Regions from separate parts of the Homo sapiens genome. Here region 2 is linked to region 1. The links are chromatin contacts, found by Hi-C or POLR2A ChIA-PET in ENCODE. All regions are on one chromosome and are shown on one strand. The core of a region is the stretch at or near the end of the contact, and the rest is flanking DNA. Distances in the headings are between cores, read along the strand shown.

Region 1 (5,327 bases), core at 2,211-4,710:
GCGTGAGCCACCACGCCCGGCGAGGTCTTTATTTTTATTTATTTATTTATTTATTTATTTATTTATTTATTTATTTATTTGAGATGGAGTCTCACTCTGTCACCCAGGCTGGAGTGCAGTGGGGTGATCTCGGCTCACTGCAACCTCTGCCTCTCGGGTTCGAGCGATTCTCCTGCCTCAGCCTCCAAGTAGTTGAGATTACAGGTGCCCACCACCACGCCCATCTAATTTTCGTATTTTTATTAGAAATCGGGTTTTGCCATGTTTTCCATACTGGTCTCGAACTCCTGACCTCAAGTGATCCGCCCACTTCCGCCTCCCAAACTGTTCGGATTATAGGCATGAGCCACTGCACCCAGCCAGCAAGGTCTTTATGAACTGTATTTTGCGCTGACCTCCTGTCTTATCCTGTGACTAAGAATGCCTTAACCATTTAGGAATGAAGCCTAGCAGGTCTCAGCCTCATTTTACCCAGTTCCTGTTCAAGATGGAGTTGCTCTGGTTCACACGCCTCTGGCAGAGAGGGCACCTACTTCCTCTCTCTGGGCATCCATTGCCCACCTGTCAAGAGCGGGGAGCGTCCCACTTTGCTGGGTTCGCTGGGAATTATGTGGCTATTATTACCTCTACAACCTTATCTCTCCTGGCTTTAGCAGAAGTTCCTGTTCCCAGCTTTGAAGGCAGTTCTCTCCCCCCGTTTTTTTTTTTTTTTTTTGAGACGGAGTCTCACTGTGTTGCCCAGGCTGGAGTACAGTGGCGCGATCTTGGCTCACTGCAACCTCTGCCTCCCAGGTTCAAGTGATTCTCCCACCTCAGCCTCCCCAGTAGCTGGGACTACAGGCACGTGCCACCACACCGACCTATTTTAGTATTTTTAGTAGAGACAGGATTTCGCCGTGTTGGCCAGACTGTTCTGGAACTCCTGAACTTGGCCTCCCAAAGTGCTGGGATTACAGGCATGAGCCATCATGACCGGCCCCTCCACCTGGATTTATGAGGCTTGCTTCGTCTCTCACCACTCAGGCTCATTCTGTGGGACATCCCCCCTCAGATAACACTGGCTACAGCATCCTCTCATTCTCCTACCCCACTCTCTTATGTTGCTCTCAGGACTCTAAGGAGCCTATCTTACAATTTATCTGTTTATTGTGTATCCCATCCTAGAATGCAAAGGGAGTTGTTTGCTTTCTTTTTTTTCCTTTTTTTCTTTTTTTTCTGAGACTCAGGCTGGACCACACAATCATTGCTTACTGCAGCCTCTACCTCCGGAGCTGAACCAATCCTGCCAGCCTCAGCCTCCAGAGTAGCTGGGACCACAGGCACATGCCACCACGCCTAGCTAATTGCTTTTTTTTTTTTGAGACAAAGTCTCGCTCTGTCGCCCAGGCTGGAGTGCAGTGGCAGAATCTTGGTTCACTGCAACCTCCCCCTCCCGGGTTCAAGCAATCCTCCTACCTCAGCCTCCGGAGTAGCTGGGATTACAGGCATACACTACCATGCCCAGCTAATTTTTGTAGAGACGGGTGTCTTGCTTTGTTGCCAAGGCTGGTCTTGAACTCCTTGGCTCAAGCAATCTTCCTTGCTTGGCCTCCCAAAGTGCTGGGATTACAGGTGTGAGCCACCATAAATGAAGTCACCTTTCTTCACTTGTATAGCCCAGGGCCTTGCACCGAGGAAATATAATGTTGGTTGAATTAGGAAACAAACTTAGGTGGAGTCACTTTCTGAATGCCACACAGCAGGGCTGGCATTAGACTTCAGGGCTGTCTGAGCCTGTTTTCTTTTCCCCTTGCTGTTCTAGGGCCTACCTGGGATGAGAATGCAAAATTTAAGAGAAGGCCAAAGAGCTCAGTCATAAGATAATTGACATTTAAAACATAAAAAGTAGGCCGGGCGTGGTGGCTCACGCCTGTAACCCCAGCACTTTGGGAGGCCGAGGCGGGCGGATCACGAGGTCAGGAGATCGAGACCATCCTGGCTAACACGGTGAAACCCCGTCTCTACTAAATATACAAAAAATTAGCCGGGCGTGGTGGCGAGCACCTGTAGTCCCAGCTACTCGGGAGGCTGAGGCAGGAGAATGGCGTGAACCTGGGAGGCGGAGCTTGCAGTGAGCCGAGATTGCGCCACTGCACTCCAGCCTCAGCGACAGAGTGAGACTCCGTCTCAAAAAATAATAATAATAAATTTATTTTAAACACAAGATCTGACCCTGAGCTTGCATAACGCATCTCACCTTAATCCCTGTGTTGGCGGATCCTGTCTTTATTTAAAATTGTGATGTTTTGTTCATCATAGATTTATTTTTTCCCATTAATTTGGATATTTAACAAATATTGAATTAGAAGATTATTTATCTTGATGACTGAGTTTTTGCTCCCAAGATGTTCACCCTAGTCCGGGCCCTGTTTCTGTCTCTTCTCGTCCTGCAGCACCCAGACAGTCCCTTGAGGAAACTGAGGCACAGAGGAGCGTATGTGTGGGAGGTGTGTGTGTGTGGCGGGGGTTGTGGTGAGCTCTCCTGGGCGGACCAAGCTCCCTGGGCTGGGTCGGGGCTGACCTTTGCTTATCTACCGCGGTTGAAGCCGCGAATGAAGTCCCCCGCCTTGCAGAGACCTTTCCCAAGGCGGCCGCACCGCCTGCGGGGCAGAGATAGCCGCGGTCACCCCGGCAGCGGTGACCTTTTCCGGCTGGAGGGGACCGGGAGGCGGGAGAAGGCGCGGCGGCCGCGCTGTCTGGCCGGCTTGGGCGGAGGAGGATGTCACCCCAGCGGGTGGGAGCTGGGATCGAACCCCGCCGCGGCCTCCCGCTTCCACCCAACCCCGACGGGGCCATGGGCAGTGGGGAAGGGGGACGCGCGCCCAGTGACGTCATCGAATCCCGAGTCCGGCCTTCGCCGCTGTCGTCACAGAGGGGCTGCGCTGCGTCACTGCATTCCTCCCCTGACGTCAGCGCAAGAAGCCAGAAACTGGCCCACCGAGCGAGAGAGAAGTCTGGAGCGGAGTCTTCCTTTCTCGCCTTTTTAATTTGGTAAGACATGTAAAGTGTACGCAAGAGCGGACTACAACTCCCAATCGGCCTTGCGTGCCGAGCATGCGCACGGCCTCCAGCCAGAGAGCGCGGCAAACCTTTGGTAGATTGACGTCCCTTTAGTCGAACCAGGAGGCCGGTTTTACATCGGCAAACCAATCCCGTCCTCACGAGTCCTACCCCTTTATTCTTAACCAGCTGCTTCCCTGCCGGAGTGACGGGCCCGGCTGCCTTTGAGGGTTCAGTTTCTTTTGATGGACATTCATACTGATAAATCAGATCGCCGGGAAGTCCAGAGGGTGTTGAAAAGCGTGCATCGGAACTAATAGTTTAGCTGCAAGGCCTGGCGCCGTCCAATCACTTCTCCGGCCGCCGCCAATCACCCCGGGCCCCGCCCCCGCGCGTGACGTAACTAGGGTGGGTAGCAACAGTTGCCCCGGTGAGGGAAACGGAGGCGCCATAGCCACGGTAGTCGTGGCGACCAAGCAACCCGGCAACGCGAGTCAACAACAACAACCGCCCGGCCGACCCCCACCCCCACCCCCCAGGCCCGGCCCGGGGACCCCAGCACGTCCCGTCCCCTTCCCAACATCGACTCCGAGACCTCCGAAAAGCGTTTCCGCAGACAGAAGTGGGGAGAAGCGGAGGTAACCAGGGCGGCCCCGGGGTGGCTGGCCGGGCCGGGGTGGGCGGCGGGGCCGGGGCAGTAGGTGTCTCTGTAATCACAGTCCGGGGGGAAGGGGCGGGCGGTCAAAATGGCGGCGGCGACTGTCTGGACCGTGGGGGAGGGGGCCGGGGCCCGGCTGGAACGACACCACCCGCCCCCGTCCCCGCGGCCCGGCCCCCGCGAGGGGCGGGCGCTCGCAGGCCCGCGGCGAGTGGAGGTCGGCAGGCCGGGGCGGGGGGCTTTTATATGTCGGGAGCGCGAAGGGGCGGGCCTGGGGAGGCTGGGCCAATGGGAGCGAGGGAGGTACGAGGCGGGGCCAAGGTGGGTGGGCGGGACCAGGAGGGAAGGTATGGGCGGGGCCGGCTGGGTCTCCCCAACCTCCACCTCGGGAACCAGGGTGGGCAGCCACCACCCGGTCCGCCTTCCAGATCCTTAAGCGACTCCCTTCTTCCTTAAGAGCTTTGCAGTTGTCCCAGGACTCAGAACTTGGACAAGTGCCTGTCCATCTGAGGCCTCAGTTTTCCATCCTGTAAAATGGGGAGAATCATTGACATCGCCCTTTTCCTGCAGTACCGGGACTCCTCATTCCTTCCAGGAATTTTACTTACGGCTTATCTTTGAACCTTTTCCTCGTATCTACCGTTTCTGAATGTGGTTTGATAAAATAACTGTCAGCTAGTCCTGATTTCAACACTGCAGCCCACTCCTAAACCTGCCACCTTCTCTCTGGGAGGAAGCAAAGAGGAAGCAAAGTTTCATGGAGGAGCTAGGAGTCGATTTGGCTTTAGCGTGGAGGATCTGGTTTGCAGAAATCAAAGTCCATGGTAGGGAGGAGTGACCATGAGGGAATGCTTTAGAGGAACAGAAACCTGAGTGCTTTTCTCTGGGCTGCTGTTTGAGACCTGATGTTTCCTGGTTTGAGGTTGCGGGGGTTTGTTCCTGGAGATGGAACGTTTCTGGGTCCTGCCCATCGAGGTCTCCCCTACTGGGAATGGGGGAGCAAATGAAGCCTGAGGAAGTTTCTTAGATTTTTTAAACCCGCTTCTCTTGGCCAGACACATGTTTTTGTGTCAAACGAGTGTCAACCGAGTCACATGTCACTGACAAGGTCCCAGCCTCTAGGGCCACGTGGGCAGGAGCGGTCAGAGGGAAGGGGAAGCTATCCATGTTTGTGAGAGGAGAATCTTTGCCACTGCTTTTTAGGGTGACAATATCCTGCCAGCTCGGGGAGGAATTTTTTTTTTAAGTAGCCAGCCAGGCCAAGTCTAGTTGGCTTATTCTCCGTCTTGCTTTTGAGCTTAGTGTCGGTGTGCAAACTGCAGCCATTTCCTTTTAAATCAGTCAATACATTCCAAGGAAAAGGATCATTTCAGGCTTTTTCCCAAGAGTTTGAGATTGGTCTGGTGGGGGTTGGCGGGTCCTAACTTCTCCAGGTACTTTTTCTAGGCCTGGCCCTTTTTAGAGGAGGCAGGGACTCTTTGAAAGTTAGGACAGGTGGAGATTAATTTTCAGTAAAACAAACAAAAAAGCTAGAAATGCCAAGTTGCTAGACGGATCATCAGCACTTTTTTTTTTGGAGACGGAGTCTCACTCTGTGGCCAGGCTGGAGTGCAGTGGCTTGATTTTGGCT
Region 2 (5,512 bases), core at 677-3,176, 2.4 Mb before region 1:
GACTACAGGTACGCACCACCATGCCTGGCTTGCCCATGTTCTAATTTGATTGTTTTCTTTTTTATGCTGTTGAATTTGAGAGCTCTCTAGTATATATTTTAGATAGTAGTCATTTGTTGGATATGTGCTTTGCAAACCTTTCTTTCTAGTCTGTAGCTTGCCTTTTCACCTTTTTATCTGGCTTTTTTTTTTGAGACGGAGTCTTGCTCTGTCACCCAGGCTAGAGTGCAGTGGCACAATCTCGGCTCACTGCAGCCTCTGCCCGCTGGGTTCAAGCAGTTCTCCTGGCTTAGCCTCCTGGGTAGCTGGGATTACAGGTGCACACCACTACACCCAGCTAATTTTTTTGTATTTTTAGCCATGTTAGCCAGGCTGGTCTTGAACTCCTGACCCCAGGTGATCCGCCTACCTTGGCCTCCCAATGTGCTGGGATTACAGGTGTGAGCCACCGCGCCCGGCCTTTCTCCCCCCCCCTTTTTTTTTAATACGGAATTTTGCTCTTATTGCCCAGGCTGGAGTGCAATGGTGCAATGGTGTGATCTCGGCTCACCTCAACCTCCATCTCCCGGGTTCAAGCGATTCTCCTGCCTCAGCCTCCCGAGTAGCTGGGATTACAGGCATGCGCCACCATGCCTGGCTAATTTTACATTTTTAGTAGAGATGGGGTTTCTCCATGTAGGTCAGACTGGTCTTGAACTCCCAAACTCTGGTGATCCTCCTGCCTCGGCCTCCCAAAGTGCTGGGATTACAGGCATGAACCACCACGCCAGGCCTTACATGGCTCTTTCACAGTGCAAACATAAAGTTTGTCTGCCAATCTTTCCTTTTGTGAATCGGGCTTTTGGTGTCAAGTCTAAGAACTCTTTGCTTTGCCCTAGATCCTGAGGATTATGTTTTACATTTGAATTCATGATCCACTTTGAGTTACATTTTGTACGAGGCATAAGACTTTTAGTTCGAGGCCCATGTTTTTCCTATGGATGCCGATTGCTCCAGTGCCCTTTGTGGAAAGGCTTTCCTTCCTCCTGAAATACTTTTGCACCTTTGTCAAGAAATCCACTGGGCAGATCTGTGTGTGTCTGTTTCTCAGATTCTACATTCTGTTCTGTGCATTACTGTCTGTGCCCGCCCCCTGCCAATACTCCACTGTCTTAACTACTCTAGCTATAGAGTCAGTCTTGAAATCAGGTAGACTGACTCTTTCCACTTTATTATTCTTTTTCAGAATTGTTTTAGCTTCTCTGCCTTTTTTTTTTTTTCCGAAGATGAAGTCTTGCTCTGTCGCTCAGGCTGGAGTGCAGTGGTATGATCTCGGCTCACTGCAGCCTCCGCCTCCCAGGTTCAAGTGATTCTCCTGCCTCAGCCTCCTGAGTAACTGGGATTACAGGCACCTGCCACCATGCCTGGCTAATTTTTGTATTTTTAGTAGTGATGGGGTTTCATCATGTTGGCCAGGCTGGTCTTGAACTCCTGACCTCAGGTGATTCACCCACCTTGGCCTCCCTAAGTGCTGGGATTACAGGTGTGAGCCAGAGTGCCTGGCCCTGTAATACTTAAATTACTAGTGAGATGGAACATTTTCTTTCTAACTTTGCTGCATCTCTTCTTTCTGAATTGCCTCTCTCTTTGCTCATTTTTAATTGAGATGTCTTTTTCCTTGTGATTTGGAAAAGCTCTCTTTTCACTTGCCAAGTCTTCTCCTTCTCTTGGTAACATTTACCTTAGCTCTGCTGTAGAAACCTCTGATGGAGCAGTTGGAGAGAGCTGCCCATCCAGTCCAGGAAGGTTAGACATACCCCAGCGTTTCCCTGATGCCTTTTGAATGTTTTGAGTCAAGTCCCAGTTCTGCCCCGTGCTTGCCACATGACTGAGCCAGGTTATCTCACCCGCAGAATGTGGGCCGGCCTGCTGGGAGGGCTGGGCTCACATTGGGTGATGGTTGTGCAAGGCCTGTGGGGGCCTCTAAGGGGAAGGCAGAAATGGAAGGATTATCAAGCAAGCTCTACTCCGGGCTATGTTTTTGCATCCATATGTTTTTCTAAGTAGGAACTCAGACTGAGATGTGTTTCAGTGTTATATGCCTAACTTCCTGCAAAACTTGGCAGTGGCATTGAAAAACATAGCCATTATGGGGTCTCAGCTTTCCTGGGGAAATGGCAGGTCATCGAAAACACTGGCTTTCAAGTCCATTTATATGCTCAAATTGAGTGTTGCCTTTTGACCTCTTCTGTTTAATAAAATGCTCCAGCACGTCATCACGGACGTGCATTTTCCCAGGCCAGCATATGCATGAGGCTGTCCTGTGGTCCGGTGCACAGCCCTGTGACACCTGGGCTGTCATTACAGGGTGCACAGTAGGTGAGGGTCTGACTCCAGGACCACCTATCCTGGGTGCTTCACTGACTGTTGCTCATTGGCTGTTGTGGTCCTGAGTAGGGCAAACTCAGTTTCCCCACCTGTCAACTGGACTAGTAATATTACCTGCCCTTTAGCGTTGTCGGGAGGATGAGAGGTACTGGATAGGAAACAAGGGATTATAGGTACTTCTCTGAACATTTTACAGTGAAAATGGATTGCTTTCCAAAAGTCATTTTGAACCAAGGCTGATGATCATTGGTTTGTTTTGCACAAGAGCGCGTACTTTGCTAGCAGAGTGAGAGTGAGAGTTTGGGCAGGAGGCAGCCAGGCATGAAGATGTAGGAGGCGTCCTGCCCTCGGCCACGTGCGGGGATCAGAGTTGGGTGAACCCTGCTTAGGAGTCGTTAGAACACAATCCTGAGACAGTTTCTCCTCCGAGGTGGTTCTGCTGGGTTTCTCCATCTCAACTGCTGTTGTCCTGGGTTACAGTTACAGGCGCTTGTGTGAATTGCGGTGTTTTAAAGCCTTCAGAGCAGAAGGATGTGAACTTGTCCTTCTCCTTGTGCCCCTCTCTCTGTCATCCCACTTGTAAATTGTTTCTGGGCTGGAGGATAAGTGAGGAGGCCACAGGAACTTTGCATGTTGTCTCTTAGCATTTTGAGTTAGGAAGAGCAACTGAAAGACCGAGCTGAAAGCTACACTGAACCTCATCAACAATTCACACACTGCAGAGGCGAAGATGGCGTCTTCTCAGCACAGTGGGCTGGGTCAGGAGAACACATCGGGTCAGCTCTGCTGCACTTCCTTCCATTCCTACGGCCATCCTGGTGCCACCTGCAGCCTCTTACGGTGCAGGCCTCATCCCCTGGTGCGTCCCCTCTCTGCTGTTGCCTCGGGCTTGGCCCCAGGCTCACTTTGGGGTCAGACATGGGTGGGCAGCTCCAGAGGCTGCTCTCAGCATACAGAGGGCTCTTTCCCAGTAGCTGTGAATCTTCCTTTTGGGGGCCAAGAGGTCTCTGCACAGGGGCCAGTGACAGACTGCCTGGGGCTGGGGATTTATGTCATTAGCAACATGTGTCTTCAGTTCTGTCGCAATGACATATCAGGGCAGCGTGCAGGTGTGAGTCCATTGTTCCTGGGAAGAAGCCTGGCATAAGAGGAAGTGGCAGTTGGGGCCTGGTGCTGTACCTTCTTTCTTCCCCCTTCTGCTTTTGCATATGCAAAACCTGACATATGTGTAATTAGATCAAAACCTCTGACCACTGTCATTGTTCCAGGTTACCCAGATGGACTCCCGTGGTGATGAGCAATGGTTGAGCCATACTCCCTGGGCTTTCCCTCAGCTGTAGGTCTTTTGAGAGTGACATCCGGTGGTCATCAAGTGTTCGAGCCGGATGAGCCTTTAGCATGGATGGGCAGAGGTTGGAGCTCTGGGCTGTGTCCTTCAGCGACTCTTCTGGATTAGTCCAGGCCTTGTTTCTCTTGGTTGCGGATCTTGTTGCTCATTAGCGCCTGGGAAGTAGAGCAGATATTTAATAACCCTGCATGCCTCAAAGACTGAAACTCTTTTTTTTCCACTGGAATCACAGTAGCTTGGAAACCTCTTTCCCTTGCTTCCCATGAGATTGTTAAAAAACTCGCCTGGGGCTGGGCGTGGTGGCTCATGCCTGTAATCCCAGCACTTTGGGAGGCCAAAGCAGGCGGATCACCTGAGGTCAGGACCAGCCTGGCCAATATGGTGAAACCTCGCTTCTACTGAAAATACAGAAATTAAGTGGGCATGGTGGCACGCACCTGTAGTCCCAGCTACTCGGGAGGCTGAGGTAGGAGAATGGCTTGAATCCAGGAGTCAGAGATTGCAATGAGCTGAGATTGCGCCACTGCTCTCCAGCTTGGGTGACAGAACAAGACCCTGTCTCAAAAAAAAAAAAAAAAACTTGTCTGGAAATGTGCTTCAGATCCAGACCTCTCTGATCATTGGCAGGAAGGGCACCTTTGTCATCTGAAGTGAGGGCCTCTGGAGTCTGTGAACCCATGGCAGGCGATGTGCTGTTTGCTGCCTAGACCTGACCACTGTCACCTTTACTGACAGATGACAAACAGCCTGCCTGCCTTGGCCTCCTTTCTGTGGGTCTTCTTCCTCTGGGGAGACATATTTTGGAAATAAGCTGGAGTTTGAGCCCAGAAGTTGACACAGGTGTGATGGCTGGACACTGTCATCTAACGAGGTTGTAAGATGCTAAGGGTGATAGCCACTCCTTCCTGTACCCCTCACCCAGGAATGGTGTCACTGCCTCCAAGCACGAGGGGGGCAGCCATCTTGGGGCTGCTGTTGCTATACACACTTACCTCCTATGTCTTTTCCATGATGTCTTTGTCTGTTTTAAAATGATGGCTCCTAAATCTCTGGCTTTTCTTGCTTTTTCATGTTATTCTAGTTTTTTCTGCCTTTTCAGTGTTTCCCCCTTTCTTTTCCTCTTTTTTTTTTTTTTGACTTTTTCCCTCTCCCCTTTCAGATCTTTATGCTATTTTCCTTCTATTTTCATTTTGTCATGGTAGTTTTCTCTGTACTTTCACTTCTTTTTTTTTTTTTTTTTTTTGAGACGGAGTCTCGCACCGTCGCCTGGGCTGGAGTGCAGTGGCGCGATCTCGGCTCACTGCAATCTCTGCCTCCCGGATTAATGCAATTCTCCTGTCTCAGCCTCCTGAGTAGCTGGGATTACAGGCGCACACCACCACACCTGACTAATTTTCTGTATTTTTAGTAGAGACGGGGTTTCACTATGTTGGCCAGACTGATCTTGAGCTCCTGACCTCGTGATCTGCCTGCCTCGGCCTCCCAAAGTGCTGTTTGGGATTACAACTTTCACTTCTTTATACATTCACAGGTGTTGGCGTCCCCCAGAGACGCTGACCATAATCCGGGCATTATTATTTTTTTCTTTTTATTTTTGAGACAGAGTTTCACTCTTGTCACCCAGGCTGGAGTGCAGTGGTACGATCTCGGCTCACTGCAACCTCCGCCTCCTGGGTTCAAGCGATTCTCCTGCCTCAGCCTCCCAAGTAGCTGGGATTACAGGTGCATGCCACCACGCCTGGCTAATTTTTGTATTTGTTGTAGAGATGGTGTCTCGCTTTGTCATGTTGGCCAGGT

Evidence for each region. A loop is a pair of places that touch in the nucleus more often than their neighbours do. ChIA-PET counts read pairs that join two places held with the same protein, here RNA polymerase II (POLR2A). Pooled maps may share reads with other maps.
Region 2: a loop to region 1 is called in a pooled map, with 24 times the contacts of the local background. The contact joins the enhancer-like site here to the promoter of RFX1 in region 1. A Hi-C loop is called at or near these places in 1 of 37 single-sample maps with no recorded cell type and 3 of 50 pooled maps. POLR2A ChIA-PET finds 5 or more read pairs at or near these places in 1 of 52 experiments (activated CD4-positive, alpha-beta T cell).

The regions. Positions count from the first base shown.
Region 1 is chr19:14,004,453-14,009,779 of GRCh38, reverse strand. RFX1 (regulatory factor X1) reads left to right here and starts at 3,460. Exons shown (of 21, transcript NM_002918.5): 1 at 3,460-3,677. RefSeq lists enhancers at 2,650-3,177, 3,178-3,705, 3,706-4,234 and silencers at 3,429-3,608, 3,659-4,038.
Region 2 is chr19:16,443,510-16,449,021 of GRCh38, reverse strand. The region is part of intron 1 of EPS15L1 (epidermal growth factor receptor pathway substrate 15 like 1); the gene reads left to right. Among named protein-coding and RNA genes, the nearest start is that of EPS15L1, 26 kb to the left of the region's middle. RefSeq lists enhancers at 3,072-3,131, 3,242-3,321, 3,056-4,255, 4,358-4,537. Within about 2 kb of position 1,926, at least 32 of the 41 ENCODE cell types and tissues checked have a DNase peak (open chromatin) inside an H3K27ac peak, as active enhancers do.